Regions from separate parts of the Homo sapiens genome. Here region 1 is linked to region 2. Evidence: read pairs that join two places in POLR2A ChIA-PET (ENCODE). Cell type or tissue: A673. All regions are shown on one strand. Each heading gives the region's core, and the rest is flanking DNA. Links, peaks and the distances in the headings are about the cores only.

Region 1 (4,000 bases), core at 1-4,000, 1.7 Mb before region 2:
AAGAGGAGCAGAGAGAAGCACGCACTGCATGCTGGGCTTTTCACACATGAGAAAGCCTTAAAAATAACCCTCCAGTGGTTATTACTTCTCCCATTTTCTAGATAAGGATAATACAGCTCAGAAGCTAGATAATTTACTATCTCAGGGCTTCTAAGTGTTGGGGTGGGATTTAAGCCTGTCTTCCTCATCCATCTCTTTTTAAATTCCTTCCGTCCTTTATTCAACACATCTGTATCCAGCCCTTGCCCAGGTGCTGGGTACACTGCAGGGACCAAAGCAGGAATGTTCCTGCCCTCAGGGAGCTTTCAATCTGTGGGCATGATGACAGTGAACAAAGTAACAAACCATAATGTAATCACAGAGGGCAATAGTGCTCCAGGGGGAATAGGCGGGGTGTGGGGACAGGGCAAGAGTGTGCGGGGAAGGGACTCCTTAGGTTGGGTGGTCAGGACTGGCTCCCTGCAGAGACTGAAGATAAGATGGAGCCTGGTATTGGGGTGGGGACAGCAATGACGCTGGGAGGGAAGGAAGGGGTGTGCAGGTTATAGGAGCCGAGGGAGCGCCAGACGGTGGCTCTCCGAAGTGTATGTATGCCCTTTCACTCCAGCATGTGGCTTGGCAAGAGAAGCATTGGAGTCAGAGGAGGAAATACCACATTACACAGTGGGTAGGAAACTGACTGCCCTTAGAAGTCTAAGACGGTGTGGGCTGAAAATACCAACTGCTTCCCGCTAGGTGTAGGCACAGGCCTGCTGAGAGATTTCTATGGCATTATTAAGGGAAAGCGGGAGGGTGGGGGCTCTGTCCTCTTGTGGGTGAGGGCCTGGGCAGCAACTTGTCTTCCCACAGCACAAGCTCCGACCCTACCAAGTCAGAAAAGAGGCTGGGACAGGGCCACGTGGAGTCAGGGAGTGGGGAGAGGGCTGTCCCCCATGGCGACCCTGATGCTACTTCTCAGGGACGGGAAAGGAGAGGAAGGAGTGTGTTAACCAGGTCAAAGGCTGCTCCACAGTGAACACTGTGCTGTTTCACGTTACTTATTTCATGTGAGGAAACTGAGGCTCAGAGAGGCAAATTACCTTGCCCAAGTTCATGAATCCAGGAAGGGTATGCCGTGGAGTCTTCCTGGCTTCAAAACCCAGGTTCTCTCCTGTGACCCGGGCTGAGGGGCAGCAGATTACCTGGCCCCAGGAAGGAGTGGGGCCAAAGAAGCAGGACCTGGGGTGATTCTGGGGCCGGGGGAGGGAGGGAATGGCAGGGGTGGGATGGTGCGGGGACACAGGCACACAGGTGAAATGCTGATGTACTGAGATAGGCTTTGCTTGGGAGATCAGAAAGACCTGTGTTCAAATGCCAGCCTGTGCCAACTGCTGGAATTTAGCAGCCAGATGGAACACCTTGAATATCTGCGCGGCCCCTCCCCCAGCCTGCCACCCCCGAGAGGAGGCCCTCACAGCTCCTCTTGCCTCTGGCTGCCTGAGTAAGCAGTCCCCTAGAAGAGCCTGACTCATTCGCCTTGGCTCCCTGCCACCAGAGCTGCAGGGAGGACAGTAGCCCAGTGGCTGGTGGCTTCCAGCTTGCACTGACTGCCCAGCCTCCTCTGGGGAGCAGATGGGGACAATCCCCCCACGACTCTGCTCCTGGTACCCGCACAAGCCGGGGCCTCCCAGGTCAGCTCTCATTCCCTGGCACAGACCTGTCCCACCTTCTTGTATGTGGTTCTGTGTTTATGTGTCATTGTCCCTCACTAGGCCGTGAGCTCTTGCAGGGCAGGGATGCCTGAGTCATCTCCCGTCCCCAGTGCTCATGACAGGACTTGGCACCATGTAGGGGCTGCTCAGCAAATATTTGCCAAATTCCCTTCCAAATCAAACAGGAAATCCCCCTACCCTTGCCGGGGGGCAGTTGCTGGTGGAGCCGGGCCCGTGACCATGGCTTCTGCGGGCTGCTCACCCGGCTTCAGCCCTCCAGTGCCAGGCGCGCACAGGCATATGTCACATTTCAGCATTGTTTTCCTTCCGATGCTGCTTTCGATTGCTGGTTTTATTCCAGCCCATTCTCACTCTCTGTCTTGGAAAATCACAAGGCAACTCCACGCTGCTCCTGGAATTCTTGCCAATGTGATTCAAGAGGAATTGAGCACACTGCGCTGAGCTCCCCTCAACACAAAGACGCTGCTACTTTCAGTGTGGTGGCCTTCCTTCCACCAGCCTGGCCCCCCACCTTGCCCAGGTGAGGCGGGCGGGGCGGGGCAGCGTGTGCGCTTGGCTGTTTCACCCAGTTGTCACCCACAAAGTGCCCCAGTTGAAAGCACCCAGGGCTGGGAGGTGTGGGTTGTTAGATAAACGTGGAAGCAAGGTTGCCCCATAACAGCCCAGAGCCTTCCCTCATCCCAGTCCTCACTCACAACCTACTCTGCTAAAGTTTTTTAAATCATGGCTTCTTTACTAGCTATGTGACTTGGGATAAATGACTTACTCTCCTCTGTGCCTCAGTTTCCTCATGTGAAAAATGGAGACGATTGTTACAGGATTAAATGAGATACAGTGGCAGTACCCAGCACAGGGCTTGGTGTACTGTGGGCATTCAGTGACTTCTGGCTGTGATGCCAATGACCTGTGTCAGTGCCGGCACATGCTTTCTGAGTGCAGGCAGGTTCCTTGGTGCTAAGCCCTATTACCGTGAAATCAATCAACTCCGTGCTCGGACCCTCCCAGGCACACCGTTTGAGAGCAGGCTTGGATTCAGTCTCCTATCAGTCTCTAGAGGAGTCCGGAAGTGGAATGGGGAGCTGAGGCTGCCATGTACGTCGGAGGCAGTACCCGATGGGGTGTGACTCTCTGTAGCTCCTCCAAGCACCTGGGGAGCAACATTTACATGCAGCCTCCTGAGATCGCATGTTAGATGGAATCATATTTATTTCTTCCTTAGTCGGAGATTACACGGTGAAGTGGGAGAAGTGTGGACTTGCCCTCCCATCATGGCCATTTCTGGGCTGAGTGACATGGGACAAATCATCCAACTTCTCTCATGCTTATGGGAATGGGATGTCAGGAGGTTCAGTGTGGACTTGAACCGTGTGGGGCCTAGGGTGTGCCATTGAAAACAGAACCCTGCTCTGTTCCTAAGAGCATCGAGCATATTAAGCGATCCTGTCATCCCAAATCTGTTTTGTCGGAGGCCTCCTTGGTGAAGGGCCACAGCATCTGAGGTGGAAGGCAGAGTAGTTTTTGTAATTGGCTCCATTGCATGTCAACAAATGAAAGGGTAACCGAGACTGACAGTCCCCTAGCTGTGGGGGGACCTTGTCCAGAACCTGTCACAGGACGAAAGCTCTAGGATTGGAGGCAAGGTGGCCTCATGGGCCTGGGAAGCAGGCTGCCTGGATTTGAACAATGTCTCCATCCTCACTCCCATGGAACCTTGGCCAAGCCTCTTAACACTTTTCTGAGCCTCAGTTTCTTCACCTGGAAAATGGGGCTAGCAATATTCTCTTGAAGGCAGCTTTGTGGCTGGTGTGTTGATAACAGGTTCTGCTTCCTATGGACTCATTGCTATTCTTTTTTTTTTTTTTTTTTTTTTTTTTTTTTTCAGACGGAGTCTCCCTCTGTCACCCGGGCTGGAGTGCAGTGGCATGATCTCAGCTCACTGCAAGCTCCACCTCCCAGGTCAAGCAATTCTCCTGCCTCAGCCTCCCTAGTAGCTGGGATTATAGGCACACACCACCAAACCTGGCCAATTTTTTTTGTATTTTTAGTAGAGATGGGGTTTTGCCATGTTGGCCAGGCTGGTCTCGAACTCCTGACCTCAGATGATCCTCCTGCCTCGTCCTCCCAAAGTGCTGGGATTACAGGTGTGAGCCACTGTACCTGGCTGACTCATTGCTATTCTAAGCCATCTTGTGAAGCGGTTACAGCGATCACATCCTCACTTGACAGATGGGAAAACTGAGGTGCAGAGCGATCAGTGATCTGCCAGTTCATTCACTCCTTCATCCCAT
Region 2 (5,598 bases), core at 1,446-5,445:
TTGCCATCTCTAGGCTGGTCTCCAACTCCTGGGCTCAAGTGATTCACCTGCCTCAGCCTCCCAATGTGCAGGAATTACAGGCATGAGCCACTGTGCCTGGCCCAGGAGGGCTGTATTTTCATCACCCTGAAAACACCTGTAGCCTTTAGTGGGGTAAGGTCCTATCTCCTCGCTCCATCCCCTGCCCCCCAACTAATCTACATTCTGTCTCTATGGATTTGTCTTTTCTGGACATTTCACAGAAATAGAATCAAACAGAATCATACAACGTGATTTTTTGTGACTGGCTTCTTTCACTTAACACATTTTTGTGTTTTGATTTTTGAGTATTTGGATTTTTAATAAAAGAAAAAGAAAAACAGAATGAATAACTCAATCTAGCCAGCAACAGGAATGAAAGTACTTTGCAAACTGTAAAGAGCTTTTGACACATCAATGCTCGTCACTGGGATGAGCCACACAGGTTTCCAGGGGACAGTGAGGATCCTTAGAGTCCCCTGGCCATGCTCCATTTCCCCATGAGCAGAGAGGCAGGAGAGTGCAGCGGTTGAAGTGTGAGTTTCAGAGCCAACCTACTAGAGCCCAAATCCTGACTCGGACATCCCCTGGCCAGGGGTCGTCGGACAAGGCACTTCACCCCTCTGAGCCCCAGGTACCTCATGTGTAAACCGATGACACTATCTGGCTCATTGGGATGTTCTGACAGACAAACATGCTTACAAGAGTGCCTGGCACACAGTCAATGCTCCATGATGTTCGGCTTGGTGGGAAGTGCAGCCCCTAGGCTAGAGATGAGCCGGTGTCCACCCAGTGGGAGGAGGGGAAGAGGGAATAAGCCATGCTATGAGGAAAGGAGAGCCTCCGGGAGGGCAGGCTGCAAGGGCTCCTGGCTCCCAAACAGGACTGTACTGGACAGACAAGAGAGGTCACGGCACAAGCAGAGGCCCAACAGCAGCAGGTGCAGCGGGAACCATGGGGTGGCAGAAAAAGACAGTGGAAGAGGTGGGCAGGGAAGAGATCTGAAGGGTCTTGAATGGCCGGCTAAGATCCTGGCCTTCAGCCTGAGGCACCAAGGGCCATGTTCAGGTGTGTGATCACAGGATCTCTCAACCGTGGCACTACTGACACTGGAGCTGGAGAATTCCTGGTTGTGGGGCTGCCCTGGGCACTGCACAGTCTAACAGCACCCATGACTTCTACCCACTAGATGCCAGGGCACCCCTTTCCCCCTGAATTGTAACAACCAAAAGGTCTCCAGATCTTGACATATGTCTCCTGGGGGACAAAAATCACCCTGTTGAGGCTACCTGGTGGATACGAAAGGGCTGGAGGAGGCTAGAGGGGTAGTGGAAGGCCTGGGAAGGCCACTACAGAGACCAGGCAAGAGCTGACGGTGGCCCTGCCTGGGCAGGGTGCAGAAACTGATTGACACTTTGGAGGCAGGGCCTGCAGCACTTGGTGATTCGGCAGATGTGTGCAGGGAGGAGAGGTGCTGGGGAGGTAGTGGTAGACAGGGCCCTCTTCCCCTCGAGCCCTTACTCCACTCTTCGAGTACTACTGTTTGTATTTCTTTTTTCTTTTTTTTTTGAGACAGCTTCACTTTGTCGCCTGGGCTGGAGTGCAGTGGCATGATCTCGGCTCACTGCAACTTCTGCCTCCCGGGTTCAAGCGATTCTCATGCCTCAGCCTCCCGAGTAACTGGGATTACAAGCAGACACCACCACGCCTGGCTAATTTTTGTATTATTAGTAGAGATGGGGTTTCACCATGTTGGCCGGGCTGGTCTCAAACTCCTGACCTCAAATGATCTGCCCGCCTTGGTCTCCCAAGTGCTGGGATTACAGGCGTGAGCCACTGTGCCTGGCCTACTGTTTGCATTTCTGTTTGACATGTGGAAAAACAGACACCAAAGGTCAAATGATCATATGCTACAAACTTCCCAGGGACAGGGACCCAAGCTGCTAGGCAAAGCCTCTGACCCCCGCAAGTGCTGGAAACCTGCCAGAGCTGCCTCCCCCTGCAGCAGGTCCTGCCACCAATGAGTTCCTTGGTGGCCTCTAAATTCTATCAGGAAGCCGCCAGGCTTTTCTCTGAGCTCCCTTAATTCTTACAACCGCTAAGCTGAGGTTCAGAAACGTTAGGTAACTGGCCTAAGGTCTGACAGAACTGGATGGGGCACAGCCAGAATTTGAAACTTAGTCCCCAAAGTCCCTGTGTTTTTTCTCCACTCAAACTCCAGGTGAGGCTTCCTGGCAGAGGCTGTGTCTGGGAGCCGGCTGAGCATAGATGCAGGGGTGCCCCACATGCGAAGGCCTAGAAGCTAGAACTGCCCGATTTCAGGAACAGAAGATGCCCCATGAGTCAGACACAGTGGAGGGAATGCCAGTTCCCAAAACAAACTTGGACACAGAAAAGGGCTTGGACTTGGCTGGCCCTAGAGGGGCTGGGAACTTGGCAAGTTCCAGGTGGCCACGGGCGTGGCCAGCCTCACACGGGGGCCTACTTGACACCTACACAGACACATGGACACAATCGGGGACATGGGTGGACTGGAGGACAGGGGATGAAGCCCACCGTCCCGGCAGCAGCAGCGGCGGCAACCTCAGTTCCCACCCATCAGAGGCCTGGAGTATTTCCCACACTAACTCTCACCCCTGGAACCACCTGTCAGCGAACAACACTGTTCGCCACCCCTTTCAGAGCTGAGGACCAGAGACTCTAAGAGGTCTAGAGAGTTCCCCAGGATGCAAGTCTAGCAAATGGGCCCAGATTTGGCCACCTCTGGACCCTGCATGGGCAACAGCAGTGCCTTAACAAAGCAGGCCCCACTCTCTTGGCTGACCCCTTATGATGCAGAGGGAGAAGGGGCAGAAGCCACATCCATAGTGTGCTGGCCCTCGGGTGATCCTGGAAAGCAGGGCTTGGAGGACGCATCCAGCCCCACCGGCAGAGGCCATCTGGAGTCAGGCCCTGGCAGAGCACTGGGGATAAGAATGTGGCCAGAGTGTTGAATAAATGGAGCCAGCAAGGCTGGCCGGGGACGCCCTACAATCACCACTGTCCCCAAACCAACAAGACAGGGGCCCAGGAGGGTGCTGGCAGGATGGTGAGTCAGGGCAGGGTCCCCTGAGGCCCTTGCACCAGTGAAGATGGGAGAGTCAGGAGTCTGACTCGCCTCCCCAGACTCAGACCCAGAGGACCCAGACCCTTCGAAATCAACTCCGAACTAGAAACTAAGACCAATGGTGGGGGCGCAGCGCACAGCACTACTGCTGGGCCCAGCACACGTGGGTATTTTACACGCCACGACCTCATTACTTTGCACGACCCCATTTTGCAGATGGGGAAGCCAAGGATGGACAAGGTCATCACCTGCTCAAGCGCATACAGCTCACAAAAGGAAGAACCAGCACCCAAACCTAGGTCGAATTTACTCTAGAGCCAGTACAAAGAGGAGTAAATCTGTACTTAGTTTTTAAAATGAATGAGATGACTATGCAGATAAACAGGAAGTCCTGTCCCCAGGGAGGTCCCACCACACAAGATTCTGGATTTTCTGAGTGATCTTGGGCTGTCCCCGCTCCAGCCATGGGCCTGTCTCCTGTCTGCAAAAAGAGCGACGGGACCTGGGATGGGCGCTGTCTAGGAACAAGTCTGTGCCAAGAGCTGTCTCCATGCCCTTTGACCTCCAGCCAGTGGCTCCAGACTTCAGTGCTCAGCCCAACAGCTTCAATAATACGAGGGTCCTTTACACCCACTCCAATTTCACAAACAGTAAGGAGCTGGGTACACTCATTTCAGATGAGAAGACTGAGGCTCAGAATGATATGGTGACTTACTCCAGGTCACACAGCAAATGAGGAACACGCTGGGGATCTGAACCTGGACTGGCCCCCACATCTCAGCCCTTTTCTTTCCTTCTTTTTTTTTTTTTTTTGATGGAGTCTTGCTTTGTCGCCCAGGCTGGAGTGCAATGACACGATCTCAGCTCACTGCAACCTCCACCTCCCAGATTCAAGCCATTCTTCCGCCTCAGCCTCCAGAGTACCTGGGATACAGGCATGTGCCACCACACCCAGCTAATTTTTGTATCTTTAGTAGAGACAGCGTTTCACCATGTTGGCCAGGCTGGTCTCGAACTCCTGACCTCAAGTGATCTGCCCGCCTCGGCCTCCCAAAGTGCTGGGATTACAGGTGTGAGCCATATCTCCTGGCCTCCTTTTTTTTGAGACATGGTCTCACTCTGACACCCACGCTGGAGTGTGATCTCAGCTCACTGTAGCCTCAACCTCCATGGCTCAGGTGATTCTCCCACCTCAGCCTCCTGAGTAGCTGAGATTACAGGCGCGTGCCGCCATGCCCAGCTACTTTTTATATTTTTCTTGTAGAGATGGGGTCTCACCATGTTGCCCAAGTTGGTTTCGAACTCCTGGACTCCAGCAATCTGTCTGTCTTGGCTTCCCAAAGTGCTGGCGTTACAGGTGTGAGCCACCGCACCTGGCCATCCCGGCATTTTTCTATTCTGCTGTGAGGCTACTGTGCATGTCTGTGCATGTCACAATCCCCATTTTCTCATTGGTTTGCTTGACTAGCCTTCAGTGAACACCCACTGCGCTGGGCACTAGCAGATATTACCAAATGCCTGCCTCCCCGGGAGTAGCTTGGGGTCGCAGAGAAAAACCTTTAAACCAGCTGCACCACACACTCTCCCTCCCTCTGAGCTCCAGGGTGTCCATAGGGGAGGCTCATCTACTAAGCACTCAGCAATGAACTGCACATCTGGCTGGCACTTTAGAGTTTACAAAATACTTTCCCATCTGTCATTTCATCTCTGCCTTGGAACAGTTCTTGGTCAGTCAGGCAGCATTATCACAAACTACAGATGGGGACACTGAGGCACAGAGGAGCTGCATGACCTTCCCACAGCCACACAAAGCCACGTCTAGAACGCAGAGCTAGACGTCTAACGTCTCCCTCGGCATGTTCTGTCTTCCACGCTCTCACTCATGTGGAGGGCTGTGGGCATACAGGCTGCTTCTGCCAGTTTTCTAGAGCGGTCTTGGGAGGCCAACTTGACCATCTGTGCCTCAGTTTCCTGATGTGCCAAACAAATAATCTGGTACTATCTCTAGGGGCTGCAGAAAGTACCCTGCAAGGAAGTGGTCAGGGAACTCCCAGTCTCCGTCCCCGTCTCCATTGAGGCTTCCTTAGCACATTTCATACTCCAAGGAACCCTAACCATGGGGTAACAGAAACCCCGAAGTTCTGAGCTGATGGACACGACACACAGACTTGGTGTTCTCTGCACTGGACAGAGCTGATTTTCATTTTCCAAGGAGGGTAACCAAGGCACAGAGGTGTGTCTAGCCTGCTTCTGAGGGTGCAGGGACAGGAATGAGGATAACTCGTAGAAGGGCTGGCCACCTCACTCCAGCAACTTCAAGCCTCCACCCGCTAATCCACAAGCACCAACACTAAATACCTTCCCTTTGGACCAATAAGCACAAAGGAAGGGCCAAGACTCATGACCGTGCCCCTCAGAAGTGGCACTGAAAGGCGCAAGCCTCATTTCTCCCAGGCCAAGGGGAGGACTGAGAG

Evidence for each region. Peaks named below come from ENCODE experiments on the same cell type or tissue, not always from the same donor. Only the 100,000 strongest peaks of a DNase experiment are listed, where the experiment ranks them.
Region 1: POLR2A ChIA-PET joins it to region 2 with 5 read pairs; 2 of 35 experiments call an interaction of 5 or more read pairs at or near these places.

Annotation. Positions count from the first base shown.
Region 1 is chr22:36,658,407-36,662,406 of GRCh38, forward strand. All of the region lies in intron 1 of CACNG2 (calcium voltage-gated channel auxiliary subunit gamma 2), which reads right to left. Among named protein-coding and RNA genes, the nearest start is that of CACNG2, 43 kb to the right of the region's middle. In A673, for the core only: no CTCF peak of the experiment used is centred there; a DNase peak (open chromatin) is centred at 1,525; H3K27ac peaks cover 2,318 bases.
Region 2 is chr22:38,307,888-38,313,485 of GRCh38, forward strand. All of the region lies in intron 6 of TPTEP2-CSNK1E (TPTEP2-CSNK1E readthrough), which reads right to left. All of the region lies in intron 2 of CSNK1E (casein kinase 1 epsilon), which reads right to left. Among named protein-coding and RNA genes, the nearest start is that of CSNK1E, 6.7 kb to the right of the region's middle. RefSeq lists enhancers at 2,738-2,827, 2,795-3,574, 3,588-3,637. In A673, for the core only: no CTCF peak of the experiment used is centred there; a DNase peak (open chromatin) is centred at 3,524; H3K27ac peaks cover 3,503 bases.